Regions from separate parts of the Homo sapiens genome. Here region 2 is linked to region 1. Evidence: chromatin loops called from intact Hi-C (ENCODE). Cell type or tissue: A673. All regions are shown on one strand.

The links. Peaks named below come from ENCODE experiments on the same cell type or tissue, not always from the same donor. Only the 100,000 strongest peaks of a DNase experiment are listed, where the experiment ranks them.
Region 2: a loop joins it to region 1, with 2.6 times the contacts of the local background. A loop is called at or near these places in 5 of 110 quality-filtered maps.

What each region holds. Positions count from the first base shown.
Region 1 is chr18:63,502,540-63,510,539 of GRCh38, reverse strand. It overlaps SERPINB5 (serpin family B member 5), which reads right to left. Exons shown (of 7, transcript NM_002639.5): 7 at 5,455-7,210. The coding sequence ends at 6,818. Among named protein-coding and RNA genes, the nearest start is that of SERPINB5, 30 kb to the right of the region's middle. In A673, a CTCF peak has its summit at 4,293 (motif pointing right); DNase peaks (open chromatin) are centred at 1,699 and 4,299; H3K27ac peaks cover 587 bases.
Region 2 is chr18:63,336,644-63,344,643 of GRCh38, reverse strand. KDSR (3-ketodihydrosphingosine reductase) reads left to right here. Exons shown (of 10, transcript NM_002035.4): 7 at 151-234; 8 at 5,761-5,844. Among named protein-coding and RNA genes, the nearest start is that of BCL2, 21 kb to the right of the region's middle. In A673, CTCF peaks have their summits at 2,233 (motif pointing left) and 4,548 (motif pointing right); DNase peaks (open chromatin) are centred at 2,233 and 4,573; H3K27ac peaks cover 3,889 bases.

The DNA of each region.
Region 1 (8,000 bases):
CTTGTTCTCATTTTCCTGCCAAAGTTGGGGGGAGGGGGGCGGCGCACATAGCAATCATGCCTCTTCACCTTTGGGAGGACAACCTTTGTTCCTAGTGTCAGAGAGGAGTGTCAGACCCTTGACCATGCTTTTAGGGATGGAAATGGCAGCCGTCTCCACATAGATGGATGGGTGAGGGATGGCTCAGGATGGAGGATTTGTTTGGGCCCCGTGAACTATTAGCTTCAAGAGGAATCTCAGAAATCCCTGAGATAAAGACCCTCCCTCCCTCATATACAGGTATTGATAGGAGTGGTTTGGTTGCTGGAATCCAGGGCTTCCTCCCACACCAGGGTTCTTTCCATAGTATCCACATGGCAACCGGAAAAATCTTGATTTTTCTTACTAAGTCTATTTCCCAGCTAAGTTGACTTTTCCCAAAACTCACTCTACTAAACAATTGTCCTCCAAGATGCAGGGTGACTACCAGGTTTAGAGGTCGTATAAATTTAAGAAACCAGGACGGGCACGGTAGCTCACTGCCTGTAATCCCAGCACTTTGGGAGGCCAAGGTGGGCGGATCGTGAGGTAGGAGATCGAGACCATCCTGGCTAACACAGTGAAACCCCGTCTCTACTAAAAATACAAAAATTAGCCGGGCGTGGTGGCGTGTACCTGTAGTCCCAGCTACTCTGGAGACTGAGGCAGGAGAATGGCGTGAACCCGAGAGGCAGAGCTTGCAGTGAGCCGAGATCATGCCACTGCACTCCAGCCTGGGCAACAGAGCGAGACTCCGTCTCTAAAAATAAAATAAAATAAATAAGGAACGAGACACTGTACCCTCCTCCAGATATTCAGAAAAGACGTCAACTGCGTCAATTTTTTTTTTTTTTTTTTTGAGGCAGAGTCTTGCTCTGTTGCCCAGGCTGCAGTGCAATGGTGCAATCTCCTTTCACTGCAACCTCCGCCTTCCTGGTTCAAGTGATTCTCCTGCCTCAGCCTCCTAGCTAATTTTTGTATTTTTAGTAGAGTCAGGGTTTCACCACGTTGGCCAGGCTGGACTCGAACTCCTGACCTCAGGTGACCCACCTGCCTCAGCCTCCCAAAATGCTGGGATTACAGGCGTGAGCCACTGCGCCCGGCCACATCAACTTCTTGAAAGCTTGAAGAGTACTGCAGAACCTGTTTAATTTGGTTCAAAACAGCTTTTTCAAGATTTTTCAACCACGGACTCCTATTTCATAGCAGCTTCTCATACCCTACACAACTACTGTTCCTCCAGACACACTTTCAGAAACACAAGACGATCTTGTTTTATGTCATCAGAGAAGCCCTCATTAGATGCAAGAGGCAACCAACACAAACACATAGATCACCTGCCCATTCAAACTCTATTTTCCATCCATTGAAAATATGCCTTGGTATTTATTTTACTGTGTGATAGATCCTGTCCCAGGAGATGTGAGAAGTGCAAAGCAGCCTGTGATAGAGACAGGGAGGGCTGTCATTTCAGGCCACGTGCAACTGGCAAGACTCCTCAAATGCGGTCAGAAGTTCCAGGGACACGTCTGTATCTATCTCATCTCTAATGGAGAATAATGCCATTTCCTTTGTCTGTTCCAGGCCTTGGGAGAGGAATAGTCATTTGCCGTTAGTGAAACAGTTTGATCTCTTTTCTCAAAAAGCTTTCACAAACTCAAGCAGCTGTTACTGTCTGGCAGAGGATGGTGACAAGGACAAAAGAACAGGGAAACGCCCATCACCTAAATCTTCCATGACTGTAGGGTGGGGTTGAGGGTAAGAATGTTGTGCTAGTGGTTTCTAGTCCAAGAGCTAAAACTTAGAAGGGAAGTCTTTTTAATCTGATATAAATCACAAATGCCATACAGTTGACTGAACAGGACTCCTGAGAAAGAAACAGAATTTTCCAAAAATTACATTTAACCAGACATATTTGAAAAGCAAGTATTTATGGAATGTTTACTTATTATGTAAACATTTAACTTTTATTTTTATCTACATTCATTTGTCTTCTATTCAACATAACATTTCATTTTTAACATAGAGGAAAATCTGCCCTTGAAGCTTTTTGTTTTGTTTTTTCCTATGAATCATCAATTTCTTGATGCAAAGCAACCAACACTAAACAGGCTAAAGGGACTTTAGGTCTCTTTCATTTTTTATTTGTAAAAATGTATGGGCACACATGAAATTTTGTTCCATGTCATGTGTAAAATGTGTAGTGATCAAGTCAGGGTATGTGGCTGTCCATCACCCAAGTACAATACATTTTTGTTAAGTACAGTCACCCTACTCTGAAATCAAACATTGACTCTATTCCTTCGATCTCACTATATGTTTGTACCCTTTAAGCCACTTTTCTTCATCTTCCCCTCCTCCCCCAGCTCACCCCTCCCAGTCTCTGATCTCTATCTTTCCACACTCTACCTCCATGTGATCAAATATCGTAGCTCTCACATATAAGTGAGAACATTTAATATTTGTCTTTTTATGTGGGTTATTTCACCTAAGATGATTAATCTGTCTTATTTTACTTCAGATAATGACCTTCAGTTCCATCCATGTTTCTGCAAATGACATGATTTAATTCTTTTTTATGGCCAAATACAAGTAAGTTTTGTAATATAATCAAATCATAGTGATTAAAAAGTATGGACTGTGGAGTCAGAGAGCTGGGGTTTAAGTCCTAACCATATAACTCAGTAGCCATCTGTGCTCAGCAAGCTTTTTTGTGTCGCATGTCTGAACTTTAGCACCTTTCACCTCAAATGGTGCCCCATAGGGTTGCTGTGGAAGCTGAATTATAACATATGTCATGTCTAGCAAAGTGTCTGGCTCATAATAATTTCTCCAAGAATGGCAGTGGTGATGGTAGGAGTCATAGTTGGAAAAAGTAATCACTCATAATTATTATACAATCATAATGAAAGATAGAGAGGCACTGGGAAAACCACTAAAATATATATATACATTTTATATATATATAAAATGTATATATATATAATATATATATGTGTGTGTGTAACAATCAGGAATGCACACATATTTCACCAAAAAACATGTACTAGAATATTCACAATGGTACTATTTGTAATAGCCCAAACCTGGAAATACCCACATGTCCATCAAGAGTAGAATGAATAAATTGTGATATATTCATAACATATCAATCACAAAGATTTTAGAAATCTTAAACAGATAGTGGCTCACGCTTGTAATCCCAGCACTTTGGGAGGCCAAGGCGGGCAGATCACCTGAAGTCAGGATTTCAAGACCAGCCTAGCCAACATGGTGAAACCCCGTCTCTACTAAAAATACAAAAAATTAGCCAGGTGGGGTGGCAGATGCCTGTAGTCCCAGCTACTCAGGAGGCTGAGGCATGAGAATCACTTGAACCTGGGAGGGAGGGAAGTTGTAGTGAGCCAAGATTGCACCACTGCACTCCAGCCTGGGCAACAGAGAGAGAGACTGCCTCAAAAAATAATAATAATAATAATAATTACAGATGATTAAGTATAGAGGTGTCCATAGTAATATTATCTATAACAGAAAAACCAGAAACTAGCTGAATATTCATCAGTAAGGAAATAACTAAATATATGTTTTCATAGTCATAATGTTCACAAATCCAAGCCCTGCTATTTACCCATTTGGAGGCATTATCCAATTCTTCTAAGCCCATATTTCCTCATAAAATAGATAGGCATGGCCCTTAACTTCAGGGTCACTGTGAGAATAAGCAAAGGCAGTAATTGGGCCCCTTACTGGTGGACTGTCTCTGACTCTAGGGATGTTTTAGTTGACAAGGAAAGGACTGCCAGGATATGACAAATATTTGGAACTCCTCCTAAATAGAGAAGGTCTGGAAGAGAGGAATTCTTTCAGGTTCATTCAGTGACCCCTGTCAGGGATCGCTGTCAGTTGGAAGAGGGCATGGAGCAGAGAGGTTAGGAAGTCCAGCTCTGGAGTCTGTCTTCATGAGTTCAAATATAGCCACCAACATGCATTAGCTCTGTGACCTTGAGTAGGTTGTCTATCCATTCTCTGTCTCAGCGTCCTCATTTATAAGATGGGATCATGGTTTCCTCCTGAAAGGTCTGTGGAGAGGACAAAATGAGATAATATACCTGTGACCAGTTTGCTAGTGAGCTGGGCTGGGCAGGGTGCTTGCAGAATGCACTGAATTCTTCCTTTCCAAACCGACCCTCTTTCATCTTCCTCCTCATCCTAGACAAAACCCCCCAGACTATCCACTAGATGACAGTACCCCAGCTGTGACAATGAAAATGTCCCCTAGGGGGCAGAATTTCCCCTGGTTGAAAAATCACTGAATTAAGACTGTCCCAGATAAGATGACCAAAATTTTCAGTGTTTTCCAAATTGCAGGAGACACTTTAAGCTCCCTGCATTCTTGGTTTAAAGAGGCACAAATCTCTCCCTTCCTCTAAAAACTCACTAATGTTTTTCACAGTCATCTCACATTTTGTATTTCATAGCCTGGATAAGAGGGATGATGAACCAAGCGGGCAAAATCTGGCTTTGACCACCCCCAGCAATCCCACACAAATAATCTTTTAAGGATGTGGGGGCATTTGTCAGCTTTTGTACTCATCATTTGTTGAAAGAGGAGACACGTTTAGTTCAAGCACACAATAGGGACAGAAAAGAGGCTATGTTGAATATTAGGTTCAGGGACACCATAACTAATTTAAAACAAATGTGCATGGCATTGAGAAAAACACTCTTCATAAGAAGAAACAATGTTTTAAGCACATACAGTGTCCTAATATAATGACTTTTGAGGGTGGGTTTAGAGTGAAAAGGGCTGGGAAGATCTCTATGTCCCAAGGTGTCTGATTCCATTATAGATGTTTATGCAGTTGAGAGTCATTCTAGCACTGCCCTGGTCTTTTACTCCCTAGGATGAAAGGAGTGTGGGAGAAAGAAGTCAGAGCTGAGGGCTAGGAAGAAAGGAAAACAAGGGAAAAGAGGAAGTAATTATTCTTATTTCTTTTTAGTCTGCCTCAATCTTCAAAAGAGCATTTTACCTACAGGGATGCTTTGGGGTTTTTTGGGGTTTGTTCTTTTTGTTTTGTTTTGTTTTTGTTGTTTTTATGTTTTGAGTTTTTGTTTTGTTTTTTTTTTTTGAGACGGAGTTTTGCTCTGTCGCCAGGCTAGAGTGCAGTGGCCTGATCTTGGCTCACTGCAACCTCCGCCTCCCAGGTTCAAGCGATTCTCCTGCCTCAGCCTCCTGAGTAGCTGGGTCTACAGGTGGGCGCCACCACGCCCAGCTAATTTTTGTATTTTTAGTAGAGACGGGGTTTCACTATGTTGGCCAGGATGGTCTCAATCTCTTGACCTTGTGATCTGCCTGCTTCAGGGATGCTTTTGTAAACGCACGGCTTGGTTCTATTTCAAAATAGTCTAACTTAATAGGAAAAAAAAAACAAGACATGTAGTTCAATAATATTTTATTGTCAATAGCATAGGAAAAATTCAATATTGAATCTCAGAACAAGAAGAACCTATTTACAATGCAGGTCAAGGAAGAGATGGGAGAAGGAATGTCACAAAATTTTTGGTAAATACATATTTTTTATAGAGAAGTAATCCATGAACCTGCAACACGGATAGCTTATCCAACCAACTTTACAAATTACTATTAATATAAGTTACATGCTTGCCATCTAAAGTAACTAAACCCATAGACTGAAAAACTATGTGTCAAGGTAACGTGAGCACTTTAATCACTTTACTTATATTTTCTAAAGGCAGTAGTTTCCTCTCCTTTTCCCGCTATCATATTAGATGAAGAGACAAGTTCCTTCAACACAAATTCTGATATCGGCTATTGTGAGAATCCCTGTGCAAGTCAGCTAGAAGCCCCTGCCACCAGTCTAGTGCCAACCAAATGACCAGATGGGACAGCTATCAAAAATGAAAGTGAATTTATATTAAGATCTGAACTTCCTCTTGGGGTCTTGCATTTCAGCTACTAGAGGTCTATAATTCCTTATCCAACATTCCACAATCTGAAAAGCTCTGCGAACGAAGTGTTTTTGTAAGTTGGTGGCATACGCATTTGGCAGCAAATTTTGACCCCTTATGGGCTACTTAGTCTTTATGTATCCATTTTGTCTGAATATTCTACATTTTGTTGCAGCATATTAAGGTGTTGATTTATAGGGTGCTGCCCCAGATCTGATCCATGAAGTTCTATAACATACAGTGTATGTAAAATATTATCTTTTGAAAATCCCCAAAATTCAGAATTTTAATAAACACCTGCCTGCCAGGGCTTAACATAAGGACTTCTGGACCTATAGTAGCCTGAGCATGTGCCCAAGTTTCACTGGAGCCAGGGCAGTTTCGTGGGTCCCATGCACTACACTTTCTTCAGTCTTTCAGGGAAGCGAGAATGTCTGGAACATTCTCTATCCCAAAGAAGGAAAGCATAGTGCTGGGAAGAAGAGCTTCCAAATCTTCCTTATAGGAATTTTCTTTGTGGAAGACTGTATTTCTGCCAACTACCCCGGACAATTTGACAAATAATGAATAAATATTTTTCCTCTAACGTGATTCCTTTTCATTAAAAGCGTATGTCATTGTCTTATGGGAAAAAAGGAAACAAAAGATAGAATTGGAAAAAAAAAAAAGGTCTATCTGTGTGAAGGCTACATATGACAAGTACTGGCGGCTTCCTGATCCAGCAACATTAGCAATTTATTGTATCTAGAAAATGAATCTCTGGATGCAGAGTTTACAGAAATCGGCATCCACAGAAAAGTCAGGGAGGACTTAACATGGGCTATGCCACTTAAGGAGAACAGAATTTGCCAAAGAAAATAATGTTTCGAGTTTTGTTGTGCCTGATGATGTAAATAAAGGGATGGTCAGCATTCAATTCATCCTTGTGCTGCAGGATCCGTGCTCCTGGCACCTCTATGGAATCCCCACCATCTTCAGTTATTTCTAAGCACACTTTGTGGATAACATTTGATAGGGCCACTCCCTTGGTCTCTGACATTCCAGAGAAATCAGATGTGTCTTCACTGAAGATATGTTTCAGCCCTAGATTTTCCAGACAAGCCTTGGGATCAATCATCTTTTCCACCTTAAATTTTGGAATGGAGAGTTTGACCTTGGCATTGGCCATGGTGCTGGGATTAGTCCACTGTGACAGTGACTCTGAGTTGAGTTGTTTTTCAATCTGAAGGACAAAAATGAAAAGAAATTATTTTTATTTATTTCCAACTGTAAAAGACCTGGCTCAATTGAAAACATAAGGTGTTATGATAAGCCCAGCTTCAAAGCAGTCTGGGTGGAACATCAAAGATGGCCCAGAAGTTTTTGGTATGTGACTCAGGAGACCCAGCAGCCACCCAGCTGTGTCCTCCTCCTCCCCAGCCTATAACAGTGTTCCATGTGCACTGAAATTTATGAGGACAGGGTTCTGTTTTTTCATTTTAAGTTAGAGAGTAGTTTTTTGTTTGTTTGTTTGTTTGTTTGGGTTTTTTTTAGACAATCTTGTTCTGTCACCCGGGCTGGAGTGTAATAGTGTGATCGTCGCTCATTGCAACCTCTGCCTCCTGGGTTCAAGCAATTCTCGTGCCTCAGCCTCTCGAGTAGCTGGGATTACAGGCACACTCCACCATGCCCAGCTAAATTTTCTTTTGTATTTGTAGTAGAGACAGGGTTTCATCATGTTGGCCAAGCTGGTCTCAAACTCCTGGCTTCAAGTGATGTGCCAGCCTCAGCCTCCCAAAGTGCTGGGATTAAAGGTGTGAGCCACCGCACCCAACCTTAAGTTAGAGAGTAGATTTATAGAAACAAATGCCTGGATCATGATGTTGCATACACAATAGTGAAATGAATATAAAATTAGAAAGCTTTTTACACATATTTCTTGAATGCTTATTGTAATTTCTCTACGAGGAAATCCAGAATATTCATGTACTAGGAATGGCATCAGATTTAGAAAATTAAATTAAAGCTAAAGT
Region 2 (8,000 bases), 170 kb after region 1:
CTCAATGCAATTGGTGTAGTTCCCCGCCTAACAGAATCACCCCATTGTTCTCACCGCTTTTTGGGAATCAGGGCAGCCAGTGCAGGTTGGCAGTGTAGGACCTCAGTGTGTCTTGTTTACTGAAGGTACACGTGTTGTTTTGAAATGCAGGTGAAGCCATATAATGTCTACATCACAGTTGCTTACCCACCAGACACAGACACACCTGGCTTTGCCGAAGAAAACAGAACAAAGGTCAGTATCCTACATGTCCCAATTTGAACCTCTAATGTTTACTGCTTTTCTGATTTTCTTTCTACTCTTCAGCTCACACTCGTTTTCACCAATCAACAATGTTTGTTGGGTAGAGTGCCTAGCTGGTTTCTGATGACCTTGAGATTCTCCAGGCAAATATTCCTTCTTTCCTTCCTCTTTTCCCTCACTTTATTTTCTTAAAGTTTAAATTTCTACCAGATTTTTTCTCTATAGAGACAGGGCCTCACTCTGCCATCCAGGCTGGAGTGCAGTGGTACAATCGTGGCTAACTGCATCCTCAAACTCTCAGGCTCAAGCAATCCTCCTGCCTCAGCCACCTGAGTAGCTGGGCCTACAGGCATGTGCCACCACACCTAGCTAATTTTTAATTTTTTTGTAGAGATGGAGTCTCACTATGTCGCCCAGGCTGGTGTCAAACTCCTGGCCTCAAGTGATCCTCCCTCCTCAGCCTCCCAGGTGCTGAGATTATAGGCATGAGCCATTGTACCCAGCCATTTCCAGCACATTTTTATCAAAGAAGTATGTCACACAGTTTTAGAGTCCAATATCAATCCTTTGCCTCATCTCTCCCATTCCCAATTCCTACTCCCTAGAGGTAGCCATTTATTTTAACTAACATGTTTATACTGCTTTTTTTTTTTTTAAGATTTAGAAATTATTTATTGACTTTCTACCGTGGAAGATAAAATTTAAGACCAGGCCAGGCACAGTGTGGCTCATGCCTGTAATCCCAGCACTTTGGGAGGCCTAGGCAAGAAGATCACTTGAGGCCAGGAGTTCAAGACCAGCCTGGGCAACATAACAAAACCCTGTCTCTACAAAAAATTTAAAAATTAGCCAGGCATGGTGGCACATGCTTGTAGTTCCAGCTACTCAGGAGGCTGAGGTGGGAGGATCATTTGAGCCAGGGAGGTTGAGGCTGCAGTGAGCCATGATTGTAGTACTGCATTTCGACCTGGGTGACAGAGCGAGAACCAATATCTAAAAAAAAAAAAAATTAAAATTAAAAATAAAAAAATAAAAATTTAAGGCCAGCCATGGTGTCTCACACCTGTAATCCCAGTACTTTGGGAGGCCATGGCAGGAGGATTGATTGAGCCCAGGAGTTCGAGACCAGCCTAGGCAACATAGCAAGACCCTTTCCCTACAAAAAAATAAGCAAAATTAGAATTGTTCCAGCTACTCAGGAGGCTAAGGTGGAAGGATAGTGTATTAGTCCGTTCTTGCATTACTATAAATAAATGCCTGAGATTGGGTAATTTACACGTAAAAGAGGTTTAATTTGCTCACAGTTCCACAGGCTGTACAGTCTGCTGCTTCTGGGGAGGCCTCAGGAAACTTACAGTCTTAGGTAAAGGGAAAGCAGGTACGTCTTACGTGGTCGGAGCAGGAGGAAGAGAGAGAGGGGAGGTGCCACACACTTTTAAACAACCAGATCTCGTGAGAACTCACTCAGTATCACGAGAATAGCAAGAGGGAAATCCACCCCCATGATCCAGTGACCTCCCACCAGGTCCCTCCTCCAACATTGGGGATTGTAGTTGGACCTGAGATTTGCATGGGGACACAGATCCGAACCATATCAGATAGTTTGAGCCTAGGACGTCGAGGCTGCAGTGAGCCAAGATTGCGCCACTGCACTCCAGCCTGGGCAATAGAGTAAGACTTGTTTCAAAACAAAAACATTAAGACTCATATCTGTTCCCCATTCCCTGTGTACTCCTCCCATCTCTTTAGTTAAATCAGGTTTAGTGCTCATATTAATATTATGCACACTTGGACCATTCTATAGTGACATTTCCTTTCTTGCCTTTTCATTTGCTTAGCTTTGTAATTATCTATAACTAATTCAGTCCCAGATTCAAACAGAACTGAGATTCTCCTTTTGATCCATGTGAGCACATTGGACATTCTATTAGATTCATTCTTTTTTCCTCAGACATTTCTCCTGGGGTCGTCCCCGTTCCTGGTCTGTTCTAGTTCTGCCACCCAGCGGTGGTGTCAGGACTTGTCTTCACCTCACACTGCACGTTCCCTTCTCCCCTCCCTTTGACGGAGCCCATGACTCTCACTTTTTTGGTTTATCTGCTCATTTTGGTGGAGCTATAATATTTTCCACCAATTTTCTGAGAAAGGGCACATCAGAGGTAATATTGTTTTAGAAACAACATGTCTGAAAATGCCTTTATTTTTATTTTAACCTTTTTTTTTTTTTTTTTTGTGATAGAGTCTTGCTCTGTCACCCATGCTGGAGTGCAGTGGTGCAATGTTGGCTCACTGCAACCTCTGCCTCCTGGGTTCAAGAGATTCTCGTGCCTCAGCCTCCTGAGTAGCTGGGATTACAGGTGCGTGCCACCAAGCCCGGCTGATTTTTTGTATTTTTTTTTAGTAGAGACGGGGTTTCACCATGTTGGCCAGGCTGGTCTCCAACTCCTGGCCCACTCTGGCCTCCCAAAGTGCTGGGATTACAGGCATAAGCCACTGTGCCTGGCCATTTTTCTTTATTCTTATGTATTGTTTTGTTAAGTACAGATTTCTAGTTTGGAAATAATGTTTCCTCAGATTTCTGTGAGCATTTATTGATTTCCAGCTTCCAGAATTTCTGTGGAATCCAGTGCTATTTTGATTCCCAACCTTTTGTATAGAACCTGTTTTTCCATTTATTTTTGGAAACCTTGTGTCCCTTTTTATCCTTATTTAATGGATTTTGGCATGAAATCTTCTCATTTCATATGAGCCCTTTTATTTTATCAACTTTTGTTCTGGGACATTTTATTATATTACTCCTTTTATCACTTCTTTCTTCCCAAAGTATTTCAAGTGTTCATTCTCTCTGGAGCATTTATTATTCAGATTTTTGAACTTTCTGGACTGATCCTCTAATTTCCTTCTATTTTCTCTCTCTTTTTTTTTTTAATCTCTTGGGCCTTTTGTTCTCCCTTCTAGGTTTTTATTCGCTTTATCCTTAAACCTTTTTGTTGAAATCTTTATTTCTACTGGGTTACATAAAAATTACTTTAGATCTCTTTTCTCTGAATATTTAAAACAGTTTTTAAAAATAGCTTCTTGCCTTATTTCATGGATTTCATATTTTCTCTTATGTCTAAGGATATTCACTCTGGATGTTTAGCCTTGTTTTTTTGTTGCTGTTGTTTTGTTTGAAAATTTCTTCTATATCTTGTATTATTTATTTCCTCCTACTTTCTTTTTCTCTGTTGTTGTTTTTTCCGGCTTCCTGAAATGTCTGTTGATCCTTGATTGTCCATATTTAAGAGTGATGCACTAAAATGCCAATTGTAAATCTCTAGCTTCTCAGCTGTTTACTATAGGATGATCAGGAGGGGATGCAGCCACTTCATTAGAAGATTCTCATATGCCAGCATCTGCTCACTTTTCTCATGGTTTGATCAGTTTCCCTACTGAGGAATCATGTCTTCTTCTGCCTTTGGGAGAGTAAGACTTGCTGTCTGTGTTGTGGGAGGCAAGCAGGGCAGGAGGGCTGGGGAGCTCACCACCTACGTGCCAACTTTTGCTTAATTTTTCTGTTTCTACAAAGTGCCTTATAACTACTCTTAGTGGTGAGAATTAAGAATCTGGTTAGTAAATTGCTAATCTTTTGCCATCGTAGAGGAGATGACTTGGGGTCTGATGATTTGAGTCTCCATTGCACTTATCACAGCTTATAACAGAAGCTTCTCATAGCACTTAAAACAGACATATCTTTTATATAAAATGACTGCCAGTCATCCTGAGCTGAATATAAGCTTCACACTTTTTCAATGGAATATTCCCTTTGCCTTGACACATAGTAGTTGCTTTTTTGAGCAAATGAATAGGTGAAGCGGGAAGAAAGGAATTAATCAGAACTTACCACCTTGAACTGTGGCCAATTTTAGTTTTATATATTTTTTTCTCTTTTATACGAATACTTTGTAAATGTGAATCTCTGCAGCATAAAAATTGGCACTTAAACTCCCTAGACTGTATATTTGTAGAAAGATGTTTGTGATTTAGGTTTTTTCCCCCTATTCTTTTCTCTTTGGCTCTGCCTTTTTAAAAATTACTGCTATTTCAAAGAAGTAAATTTAAGCCAAATGTCCTGTCTTAGAATAAGCAGAGATCTTCTAAGCAGCTTTGCAACATTCGGTATGCAGTCTTTTAGTTTGAAGCCAGAGCTGACAAAGGGTGGTGATTTCCCTGTTAAGGTTTGATTCTGATGTTGATTAAGTTGGGGTTTTTTCAGTAAAATTTTGGGCAGACTTGTTGGGGGTAAATACAATTCTACATTGATGTGTGGGCCCTTTAGGGGGCGCCATAGTACTTTAGAATCTTATGTGTATTTAGTGTGGTTATGCCAGCCTGGGGGTCTGGAAGAATGAATCGTGGCTCCTTCAAAACAGCCTTTCTCTTAAGAAAGGTTCATAAGAAATACTTGATCTTTATGAAATACTTTACTTTCCTATTTTAAGAAAATATAATCTGGTTTTTATTTTCTTTAATTCCTTCAAGCTTACGTGGTAAAGTTTACAGTCTCATGCAGTTTAAGGCTTTTGTTTGACACTTCTACTTGAAATTATTTGACACTTCTAATTGAAACTAACTGAAATAATTTTTGAGCACACATATGCAAGACATCGCAAAGAAAAGCCAAAGATAAATAATTTCTTACAAAAAAGGCCCTGCCCACAAGAAACTTAGGAGGTAAAATGCAAATGCACAAGTAGCTATAATGTGTATTAAAACAGAAATGTTCACAGAAGAAAGAGAGAGGTTACTGCCAGTTAGGTATTTAGGGAAGGCTTTTTGAGTTAGGTAAGAGTTGAGATGGACCTTTTGAGGAAGAAAAGGCTAAGATTTGGGGTCTGCAGCTCCAGCCTGGTAACTAGCATGCAGCCCATCTAGGGACCACTCAGGGTTATCTCCTAAGTGGCTCCTTCTGTTTCAGTGTCCTGTGCATTTGCCTCCTCAGCAAGTCCTTTAAGAAGCATCTGCAGTTGTTGAATGGGGGCTGGGTTGCGACTGTCCCTGCCTTGGGCGCCAGGTTCATCCCCAGGGATCAGCCCTCTGCTGACCTGGGAATATGGTCAGAATGGAGTTGCTGGTCTTGGGAGCAGGCTTGCTCTGGACACAGGTCTAGCCTCTACAGAAAAGCACCATCATTCAGGTGTCCGGCCAGCACTGAGGAGTCAAAGGGGGTCTTTCTGAACTTGTATCCAGTGATGTGTTCTCACTCTAGCTTTGATGGTCCTCAGTGGAGCCAAGACTCCGTATGTTCTAAGAGAATGGCAAAGGCCTCCTTGTCTTGTGTTAGCTACTGGGTAGAATTTTACGTAGTAACTAGGTAGACACTGATTTAGAATCCAGATGGACCTTATTCTAGAAATAGGAATCTGCCCAAAGGTAGAAAATTGGAATTATTTGTAAATCAGGAGGCTGTAAGAATAATTTATTTTTAATGTAATGGGCAATCATGATATTGTTATGTACATGTTTTTCCACTTTTAGCCTTTGGAGACTCGACTTATTTCAGAGACCACATCTGTGTGCAAACCAGAACAGGTGGCCAAACAAATTGTTAAAGATGCCATAGTAAGTAAAATCCTTGTTTTCTGTACTATTTGTGTTTGTAGTACTATATTTCTGAAAAGATATTTGTCCAAGGACTTACTTCAAAACATCAATTATTAGAATTTTTTAGTCTGTCAGATTTGTCATATCTAATATTGGACTCAACTTTTCTTCTTTTAGACGCTTTATTGACTCCATATTAGTGAGTAGCCTCCTGAAAACTGATTGTATACCTTAATCTGAGGAACAGGTTTACTAGAAGGATGTCTGGAAACACCGGTTCTTTAAAAAGAAAATGAGACTTTCCTATGAGTGTAAACGATATATACTATGTCCCATATACACCTGGCTGCTTTCTCTCCCATTCCTGCTTCCCAGTATCATTTTCCCAAAAGTTAGCTAACGAGAAAGTGCCACCAGCCCCGTGGGCCTGTCCTCCTGTCTTCCCTGTTGATATGTTTTTTAATTCAGAATCAAAAATGGTATTTTAAGAAATGATGTGCTGTTTTGTAGAAGAACAACATATGTGCCTCATGCTTTTTGACAACATTTCTGTTAATGCGGAAAAATGCACATTTATGAGGGATGTCTGTAAACCACAGACCCACACTGAATTTGGAAAATCTATAGGACCATTGGAATGAGAGGTGTCAGCACATGGTGGACAGCCTTGAAGTGGCCTAAATGCTGTCACATTAGACTGAACTGAGCAGAATGAGAATAGTGAATTCTGTTGAAATATATACATGTGTGAAGAACTTTGTCCTGAGTGCATTAAAAGGCTCAGGAAGATGGCACAAGTGAGACTTTATTTTTCCTGCTTATCTCGGGTCAAAGCAAATGCATTTGGTGTTTTTTGTTGTTGTTGTTGTTTTGTTTGTTTGTTTGTTTTGAGACGGAGTTTTGCTCTTGTTGCCCAGGCTGGAGTGCAGTGGCACGATCTTGGCTCACTGCAACCTCTGCCTCCTGGGTTTAAGTGATTCTCCTGCCTCGGCCTTCTGAGTAGCTGGGATTACAGGTGCTCACAACCACACCTGGCTAATTTTTTGTATTTGTAGTAGAAATGGGGCTTCACCATGTTGGCCAGGCTGGTCTCGAACTCCTGATTTCGGGTAATCCGCACGCCTCAGCCTCTTGGCCAAAGTGCTGGGATTACAGGCGTGAGCTCCGTGCCCAGCCCATTCAGTGTTTCTAATGATGCTAAATAGCTCTTAGTATTTTGGCAGTATTCATTTAGTTTAGTGGTTTTCAAACTTTTCTTCTCTTGACCACTTTACATTCTTACAAATTGTCAACAACCCCAGAGAACTTTTGTTTATTTACATGGCTATATTTATTGATATTTGCCATATTTGAAATGGAAGCTGTTTGTAATATTTATTGATTCATTAAAAATAACAAAAATGGCTGGGCACAGTGACTCGTGCCTGTAATCCCAACACTTTGGGAGGCCAAGGCGGGCGGATCACCTGAAGTCAGGAGTTCAATACCAGCCTGACCAATATGATGAAACCCCGTCTCTACTAAAAATACAAAAATTAGTCGGGTGTGGTGACATGCGCCTGTAATCCCAGCTACTTGGGAGGCTGAGACAGGAGAATCGCTTGAACCCAGGAGGTGGAGACTGCAGTGAGCTGAGATTGAGCCATTGTGCTCCAGCCTGGGCAACAAGAGCAAAACTCCATATATATATATATATATATATATTCACATATATATATATATAAAGTCACATATATATATATATAAAGTCACATATATATAAAGTGACTTTTTTTAAACAAAATTTACTACTTTTCAAAACAAAAGTTCAGTGAGGACGGTGGCATTGGTTCACATTTTCACCAGTTGCTTTAAGGTCTGCATTAACAGCTGGATTCAAATAGCTGCTTCTGCATTCCATCTGTTGTAATAATGTTGTTTTGATGGAAGGATATACAGAAAATCTGGCCTGAGACAGATACGGAGTTGGGAAAGGGAAGACTATTTTACTAGGCTTTTCAGATAATTATGGACATTCTTTTTTGATATCAAACCCAAACTCAACAAATGGTAGTTTCTTAAAGGTTAGTTGCAGTATAGAATTGGAAACTACATCAATGAATGTTTTGTTCTCTGTTACATTAAATTCCATTGGTCCGTCTTGTACTTTGAATGGATCTTTTAACCATTCATGA